Linked DNA regions of Homo sapiens: region 2 is linked to region 1. A link is a contact called in ENCODE Hi-C data. All regions are on one chromosome and are shown on one strand. The core of a region is the stretch at or near the end of the contact, and the rest is flanking DNA. Distances in the headings are between cores, read along the strand shown. Region 1 holds the start of CDK8 (cyclin dependent kinase 8). Region 2 holds the start of UBL3 (ubiquitin like 3).

What was found. Hi-C counts contacts between places; a loop is a spot of excess contacts on that map. Pooled maps may share reads with other maps.
Region 2: a map of B cell shows a loop between it and region 1 (19-fold over the local background). The contact joins the promoter of UBL3 here to the promoter of CDK8 in region 1. A Hi-C loop is called at or near these places in 4 of 168 maps with a recorded cell type or tissue (B cell, CD8-positive, alpha-beta T cell and naive thymus-derived CD4-positive, alpha-beta T cell) and 10 of 50 pooled maps.

What each region holds. Positions count from the first base shown.
Region 1 is chr13:26,252,451-26,256,589 of GRCh38, reverse strand. CDK8 (cyclin dependent kinase 8) reads right to left here and starts at 2,461. Exons shown (of 13, transcript NM_001260.3): 1 at 1,821-2,461. The coding sequence starts at 1,948. RefSeq lists a silencer at 1,857-2,456.
Region 2 is chr13:29,848,392-29,852,530 of GRCh38, reverse strand. UBL3 (ubiquitin like 3) reads left to right here and starts at 1,914. Exons shown (of 5, transcript NM_007106.4): 1 at 1,914-3,019. The coding sequence starts at 2,993. RefSeq lists silencers at 1,759-1,868, 2,139-2,438 and enhancers at 1,999-2,068, 2,739-2,808, 3,279-3,348.

The DNA of each region.
Region 1 (4,139 bases), core at 1,212-3,711:
GTATTAGTTTTCTAATAAAATGTACAACGTTAAAACAAATATGCATATTTTATTAGCTTAAATTGGTAATTTATGAAAACAGAACCGGCTTCTCTCACACAGATTAAAAATAATGCAAAGGCGCTAGAATTTTATATAACATGTCAGTTTGGTCAAATGTACTGTAATGTCTAATCTCATGGGATTGGGGATTTTATGAATATGCCCAAAATTACATAATACTGGGGGAAGGGGAGATGGTTTAAAGCTTTTGAGAAATATTGTATGGTGAGTTAACAAACATAATTTTAAAAATATATGTCATTACAGAGTAAAACTTCAACAATAAGTCTAATTAGACAACAACAGAGTCAGCAATATCTCCAGACGCTGATTTCTCCAGTGTCACCAGACTATCCATTCCGCTAAAAAGTACTTTTAAATACGTGCGGCGCCCAGAATATCAAGTTTTCAAATCCAAATCCCTACCTTCTGCCGATCTGTTCCACTTTACTGTTGCATAAAAGCACTAAAATACACATTCTAAATTAATTAGAACTCCTATCTTCCTCGTAGAGTCCATTGTAAATACTTTTAGAAAGACATTTCAGTAAATCTAAGAAAAATGTCCAATAAATATACACTTTCCTTTCCAACATCCAGAATACTAAAGTATTTGTAAATATGCGCCCCCCTACCCCACAGTAGGGAACTTCAGCTTTATGAATTTTTTTTTCGTGCTAATGTAGTCTGAACATACTCTCCTACCTAATTGGAAATTTTAAGTGATTAAACATCATACAGCAGGTGACTAAACTGGGATGCTCAAGTAAAGCTACTTCGTTTCTAATAAAATCCAAGGATTATATAATAAGCTTTGACTTTTCAATAATTTTCTATTCTGTCAAAGGCAACAGAGACAACATCCATTTTACAAGAAAACATGGAGTTAATAAAATATATTTTCCCCCCAACTAAGAATTGCCTTCTCTTTTGTCAATATTACAAGACATTCATCTACTGACAAAGAGAAAAAATGAACAATTCACTTGCCTGTTAAGAAACTAAATTGGAAGCATTACCAGTCATAGGTTTAATTAAGTTGTTACTAGGGAAGAATATTTAAAGCAAAGGGATTATTTAAAGTTCACTGCCAGCCGCTAAATTTGGGGGAAACCGCCTGAACGAGATAGTCCCTATGTCACTTGCCTTCTTCCCCACCACCCACCCTGCACCAAACCCCCATTGTTCTATGTAAAAATTCACAGCTAATAATATCTAAATAGCAATTGCAACATTTATGTTGCAGATGATCACTATGGGGAACTCTCTCCAGAACCACATTCACTCGCTGCCTTCCTTTCCTCAAATAAAATACAAATTTGATAAAAAATCGATCACAAACTGGTGGGGGAAAGGATCACAGCCTTCCTTCTAGACCGATGGATGACACTCCAGAGGCGGGTGAGGAAATCCCCAGAAGGTTACCATAATAAATCGACCAAGGAAAAAAAAAAACAAAAAACATTTAACCCGGCGTTTTAGAACGAATTTTTTCATGAATCAGCTTTGAAATCCTTGAAAAGTATACAGCCCACGGTGCAGAGGCTCATCTTGCCTCTTACCACCAGAGCAGAACACAGACGCGGCACGCAGGATTTCTCGTGGGTTTGGATCCCTCGTACACCACTTCCTCCCCAAACCTGGCTGGCGGAGCCAGAGGCCGGCGTCGAGGAAGTCAGAGCCCGGCACCCCGGCGGCCCGCTCTCCCTCCGGGCTACCTGCCTCGGCCTGCGGGAGCGCCGCCCAGCGCGGACACCGGCCCAGACACACACACTCACCCATCTTTCCTCTTGGCTTTGTAGACGTGACCATAAGTGCCTCGGCCAACTTTGCAGCCCTCGTATTCAAACAGGTCCTCGACCCGCTCCCGCTCGCTGCTCAGCTTCACTTTAAAGTCATAGTCCATTGTCACAGCCTCTGAGGCCGGAGAGCTGGGTCGGGGGGCCGGGGGGCAGGGGTGGGGACCGGGGAAGCACGGGCAGCCGCAGCCCCCGGGAACCCGCCCGCTCTACGCCCGCCGGCCGCAGCACCAGCCCGACTGATGCGGCAAGAGCAGGAGGAGGCCCCGCGAAAGCGCCAGGGACATCCAGGGGGACGGCGGGGCAGAGGCCGGCCGGGGGTGGAGGAACGGGGAGGATCCCCCGGCGAAGGAGAGCCGAGGGACGAGGGCTGGGGGTGGGGAGCGGTGTCTCTGCCCTTGTCCCCGCGGGCTCCCTGGGCGCCGGCTCCGCCGCTCTCTCCGGCCGCGCGTTCTGCTCCTGCTGCGGCGGGAGCGGCGGGGCGGCCAGGCGGGCTCTCGTCCTCTCACACGCGCACTCACGCCTCACGCTCTCACACACACGCTCACACTCACTCACTCACTCACTCTCCCATACACTCAAACAGAAGGGCAGAGCCGCACAACAGCCGGTACCTCCTCAAAGAGAGGAGGAGGGAGGGCACTCGCGGAACACGGCCGCGGCTGTCGCAAAAACGTCGCGAAGCCTCGGGCTGCCTCCGGGCCACACTCTAGCCCGCTCCCGCGGTGGCTGGCCGCCCCTGCTGGCGCTGGCACCCTGAGGACCGTGTGGAGGGAGCAGGGGAGCCACTGCCCAAAGCTGCCGCCAAATGCACCACGTGGAACCAGCCCCAGCGGTGGCCGGGCCCCAGACTACAATACCCAGAATGCACAGGCCGCCGCCGCTGCCGCCCCTTCTACGACTCCGCCCCACACGGTGGGAATATGGGAGCGTTGCATGATGGGACTCGTAGTCTAGGGTGAAATTCGTTTCAATCATTTGGGGAAAATTTATTTTTATTTTTACAGCGATCTAACTAGAGTCTGATTTCAGCCACAAACTTGATCAAAGAGGTGCACGTGGGAAGGAGAGTCGTTTGCATTAGAAACACATTTTGTGCCACTCTGAACTCCAGATTTTAAAGGCCACTATCATCGATAAAAGCCGGTATGATATTTGTAAACAGCTCGCGGGCCAGCAGTTGGGGTACTCTTGGTGTTCACAATCTGATAAGGGCTGCACAATGATGTCAACATACTGACATTACAAGCACCAATAAAAGTGAATCAATGACCAGTGTCCAAGCTACTCCTAAACATTGTTACTCTTGTGACAGATGACCATCCAAACCTTTCCTATCCATATACAGGAAGTATTGAGTACAGTACAGCCTTCTGCGATACTACCTATAAGAACACCAGTTTCTAGCTATGATTACAGAAAGGATCTAAATCCATGGGAACTAGTTTGTTAATAATCTTAAGGTAGCAATATGTCCTGCTTCAGGAGTCCTGGTATCTTGATACTAATCTATCATTTTATCTTACCCCCCTTGTCTATTTTTAATTTTTGGTTTTCCAATTGTTACCATTTCCACTAAAGCTCCCCACTTCCCAAAGGGAATATGAACTTTGCAGTTTTAATGTGAACTTTTTAACACTTTTTTTCCCACCTTTCCTGTGATATTTATCAAATTCCTTTCATCTTTTATTTCCTCTACCTTGCTAGATCCTAAGTTGTTATAGGAAGTCATATTTGCATCTTCTGTAAAACCTAGTGTCATGCCTTGATAATGATGCACAGTAAACACTTGTTAAATTAATGAATGAATAAACATGTTTATCTCAAAAAGATCCATATACCAATGATGATGATGATGATATCATCTTGTGAAAAAGCCTCCAAAGGGCTTTCTCTTATATAATTTTCCTTGGAGAAAATTAGTGACTTCACCACTGTGTAAAATTAAATTGTTTTTACCTAGCATACTATATAAGTATTGAGTATTTTACTATACTGGGTTTGAATCCTGCATTGTCATTTACTAATGTGTTCTTGGAGCCTAGAATTTTTTCTTTGCAAAGTGCAAAGCACAAAACAAATGTAGGCTTTCATTAATGGCATATTATTTGTTTCCATTCAGTGATGAAAATTGGGTAACTCTCTAGCAGAACTGCTCATTTGCATCCTTAAAGAATTACATCATTTTCTGAATATGGATTTAAAAGATTCTTCCTTAGACAATGTATTTTGTATTTTTTGAGGGATGTGTCTTTTGTGCACATATTTACTCATGGATCTTGAGAAATCAAACTACCA
Region 2 (4,139 bases), core at 665-3,164, 3.6 Mb before region 1:
TGGTAACCTGCAGCAAACAGCAACTCTTGCCTTTCTACTTACAGTGGCACTTAGGCCCGGCAGTGCCATGGCCAGGCAGTGCCATGGCCAGGGAGGTCATTGGATAAAAGTTGGAGTCAAGGGTATGGTGGAGGGACTAACTCTGTGAGTTAGAGCTTTCAAAATGTGCTCCAATATTCCTTCTGAGCTCATTGGTCAATTGAAGTATTTTCACCTGCCCTTATTTCCTGGGGGGCTGGTGTAGGGGTAGGGGGACTCTGTGGTTGCTAAACATTGCAAATGAGCAACCAAGTAACAAAGGCCATGGAAAATCACGTAACTATGGACTTGGAAATATCTAGACAAAGTCCTGAAGCCTAATCACAGTGAGATTTGGGCCTCTCTTCTCTTCTGGCCTTTGGTTTTTCGGAGAATTTGATCTATCTTCCTCAGGGTGATATAGGCCCTTAGGAGTGTTTGGAATTTCTCCACCCAGGCTACTCAAGAGGCAGGTACTCTAAATGTCCTGTGGGTTTCCAACTGATGAGAAACCCAACTGGAGAGATTGCTGTGGGGAATCACGTAGGCTTCTAGACAATGAGCTCCCTGAGGACAGTGACTGGATTCTGCCTCTTTTCAACAGCCCTATAGACAAGGATGTAATAACCCCCATTGCCAACCCAAGACCTTGGCATTTCTGCCACATGATGCTGCTGTTCGCTACAGTGACTCATTTTTAAACTCCTAGTGCCTAGCAGAGTGCCTGGCACATTTGTTTGCTGAATGAGAGAATGAGTAGTGACATTTCATATCAAATGATGCATTATTATTTACAAAGTGATTTATTTCCCATGCATGAACTCATCCTCATAACTACCCCTACTTTACCCCGGAAGGTAGGCAAGACCATTTTACAGATGAGGTCACACAGCTGTAGGTTGGAGAGGTGGCTTTCAGACTCTAAATTCATTGGCATTTATATATAGGCATCATATTGAGACTGCCCTTTCTAAAGTACTCTGTCAAAGGACTAAGAGATATGAATAGGGATTCAGATGTTGACCTCAGATTTAGGAACAAAATGCAGAAATCACAAATGTCCATCTGAATGGTGTCTCAACAATGGCATTATTTTCTCCTATTTGCTAATCACTGCAAGGCATATAGGTTTTCAATTACATTATGAGTTACATAGAATAGAATTTAGGGTCCAGATGGGTAAACTGGTGAATCCCCATGAAGTTTGTAGTAGCTATTTCCTGATACAGATTTGATATAATAACACTGTTGTATGTAATACAGTTTTGGTAATTTCAGTTAAGTAGATTGTAGCTTTATTGCCCTGGGTCTTCAAGGAAACACATGTTCAAATATTCTCACTGCTTAATGAGATCCTTGTTCCTGTTGAACTTATGTGACCTTATTGGAAATCAATGATTGCTTTTGTTCTTCAAAATGTAATGTTGAGGAGACCTAGATGAAATCACTCTACAAAATGCATTGAGATTGCAGGATGTGGAGAATGTGCTGTAATTAAAATGAATGATTCTGCTTGGAGGTACAGCATATTTTAGCTCTGTGTGCATATCGTGCATAAGGGAATTTCTCTATGCAGAATTATTTTCTCCCAACAATTCTCATGATCACAGCACTCCTGGTAGCAGGTATCACTTAACTCCTGGGCAGCAGCTTGTCCAAAGCAAGGGAAAGGGAGCTTTCCTTTCCTCGCAACTGTTGCTATGGGGGGCGTGGCTTCGGAGCTGGGTGAGGAGGCGTTCGGCGGCTCCCTCCCCCCCCCACCCTCGTAGACTACACTTCCCGTGATGCTCGAGGGAATGGTCTCCGTGGTGACGCACTTGGTGTCCGCGGAGGGAGGACGAGGACGGGGGCGGCGGCTGCTGCGAGGGGGGGCCCGTGCTCTCCCCGTTTCCCTTAGTCGCACTCAGGCAGCCGCCGCCGCCGCCGCTGCCGCCATGTTGGTTTGAGAGGCGATGACAGGAGGCGGCCGCGGCGTGTGGGACTGAAAAGTGAAGGAGGAGGAGGAGAAACAAAGCTCTGAGAGGAAACCATTCCCGGGCTGAGGAGAAGGAGGACCCGGCCTCTTCCGGGGACCAGCCGAAGTCGGCGTCGCCCGGAGCTCGCGAGGCCGGGGAGGGGAGGGGAAGGGAAGGCGGAGACCGGGGAGGCGGCGGCGGGGAAGGCGGAGGCAGAAGAGGAGTGGCGAGGAGCCGGAGACGATGCGCCCCGACCCCAGCTGCTGTCCGGAGGCGCCCGCGGCCTGAGCCCAGAGGGGCTGTGGAGTGTCCCGGCCGGCCCCGAGCACCCCCGCGCTGTCGGTCCCCCGCTCCGGTCTTTCGCTTTGGCTTCCAACTAGTTAAATGCCCTTGAGCGCGGGTTTCCGCGGCCCGGCTCTTCGCCCCCGCGGCGCGAGTTGAGCCGTTTCCCCGCGCTGTCCGCGCGGGCGCTCCGACAGCGGCTCTGCAGGGTCCGCGGCCAGCGTCCGGCCACCGCTCGGCCGCCACTCAAGGCTCACGCGTCGATGTGTAGCTACATAGTTATCTGTGTACATCCACGCTGGGGCATTTTTCTCCTGCTTAATGAGGACTTGACTCGGGAGCAAGTGTGAATCATTGCCGGGGCTGGGAAAGGAGGAAGGCGCATTTAACCCCCTCCCACCCCTCTCCATGTCCGTGTGTCACTCGGCTCGGTCCACCTGGCGCGGCCGGTCCTGGGGCTGCTGCTGCTGTTGACGACGACGACGACGACGGGGGCTGCCTCTGCTGTCCCGGGAGTTTCCTCCTGCTCCGGCCACACAGCTCCTGGGGATTGTTCCTCTTCGAACCAGAACCTCGGCCTGACCGGCACTTTGGCTCCAAAATAACTTTATTTTTGGGGGAGAAAGCACATCACGAACCAGTCAAAATCGTGGTTTATTTCTGTAACGTGAAGACTTCTGCTCTTTTTTCTTTGTTTGTTTTTTTCGTAAACATCTGGGTGTATATCAAACGGCAAGATGTCCAGTAATGTCCCGGCGGATATGGTAAGTGACGGATAAGTTATGACACTGATTTAATTGTGGTTTCCAATCTTATTTAATCGGAAAGACGGCAGGCGTGGGGCGAAGATTTGCTGGGGACTGTCGAAAAGCCACTGTGCTGAGCGATTTGGAGAAGTTGGAGCTTCTGGTTTCCCCCTTTTAGGAAGTACTGCTTTTAATATGGGTTCTCTCATTTGGTCGTGTTTTCTAAAGCATTGAAGATAGTGGAGAAGTAGGGAAATGTATCATGGTAGCTTGAGGGGACAAAACATCTCCCTCTTCGCTAGAAGCCTCCGAACACTAGTATTTTAACGTTTCTGAAAACGTCAGGGACAGTGGGCAGAGCTGAGGACGGGTGTCCCTACGAGAGAATAGGTAGGGAAACGGGAATCTTGCTTTATGACACAGACGAGATCGTCATTGCAGTAGGGACGAACTTGATATTTTTCAAGAACAGGGATGCACATCTCTTCAAGAAAAAGTATGTTAGAATTTGCTGTGAGGTTTTTGAAATGTCTGAATACGGATGGCAACAGAAATATAAAGATATTTTGGGATTTTCAGAAACGTAGGCTGACCCTGTATTGGTACTTACAATGAATATTCCAGGGCTTTTTAATGCCAGATATTTATTAATAGTAGATTCCATATTAGACATAAAGCTAAGGAAACATAGTATTGAGCCTCGATCACTGAGTGTTGAGAACTTGAAACAAAAAGTACTGTTGTTTATTGACGCCTTTCTTTGTTTTGTTTATAAAGGGTAAGGTTGTGAGTCGGTTGACTAACAGTAACCGTGTAACCTTACAGTGCTGGGGCTGGGCTTGTGTGAGTGTGAAGTTACATTTTGCAGTCCTAAGGACAAACATAATGCATTTAATTACCAGGAAGAGGAATAATCCTGTTTATGAAAGAATTGAAGTTAACGTAGTTGTGCTCACATATGTTAACATTTGAGTGTTTGTGTATTCAGTGGAAACAAATTGAACTTTGCTGATGATTAAATTTTATTTTATTTTTTAATTTTAATTTAATTTTAATTTAATTTTTATTTTTTGAGACGGAGTTTTGCTCTTGTTGCCCAGGCTGGAGTGCAATGGCGCGATCTCGGCTCACTGCAACC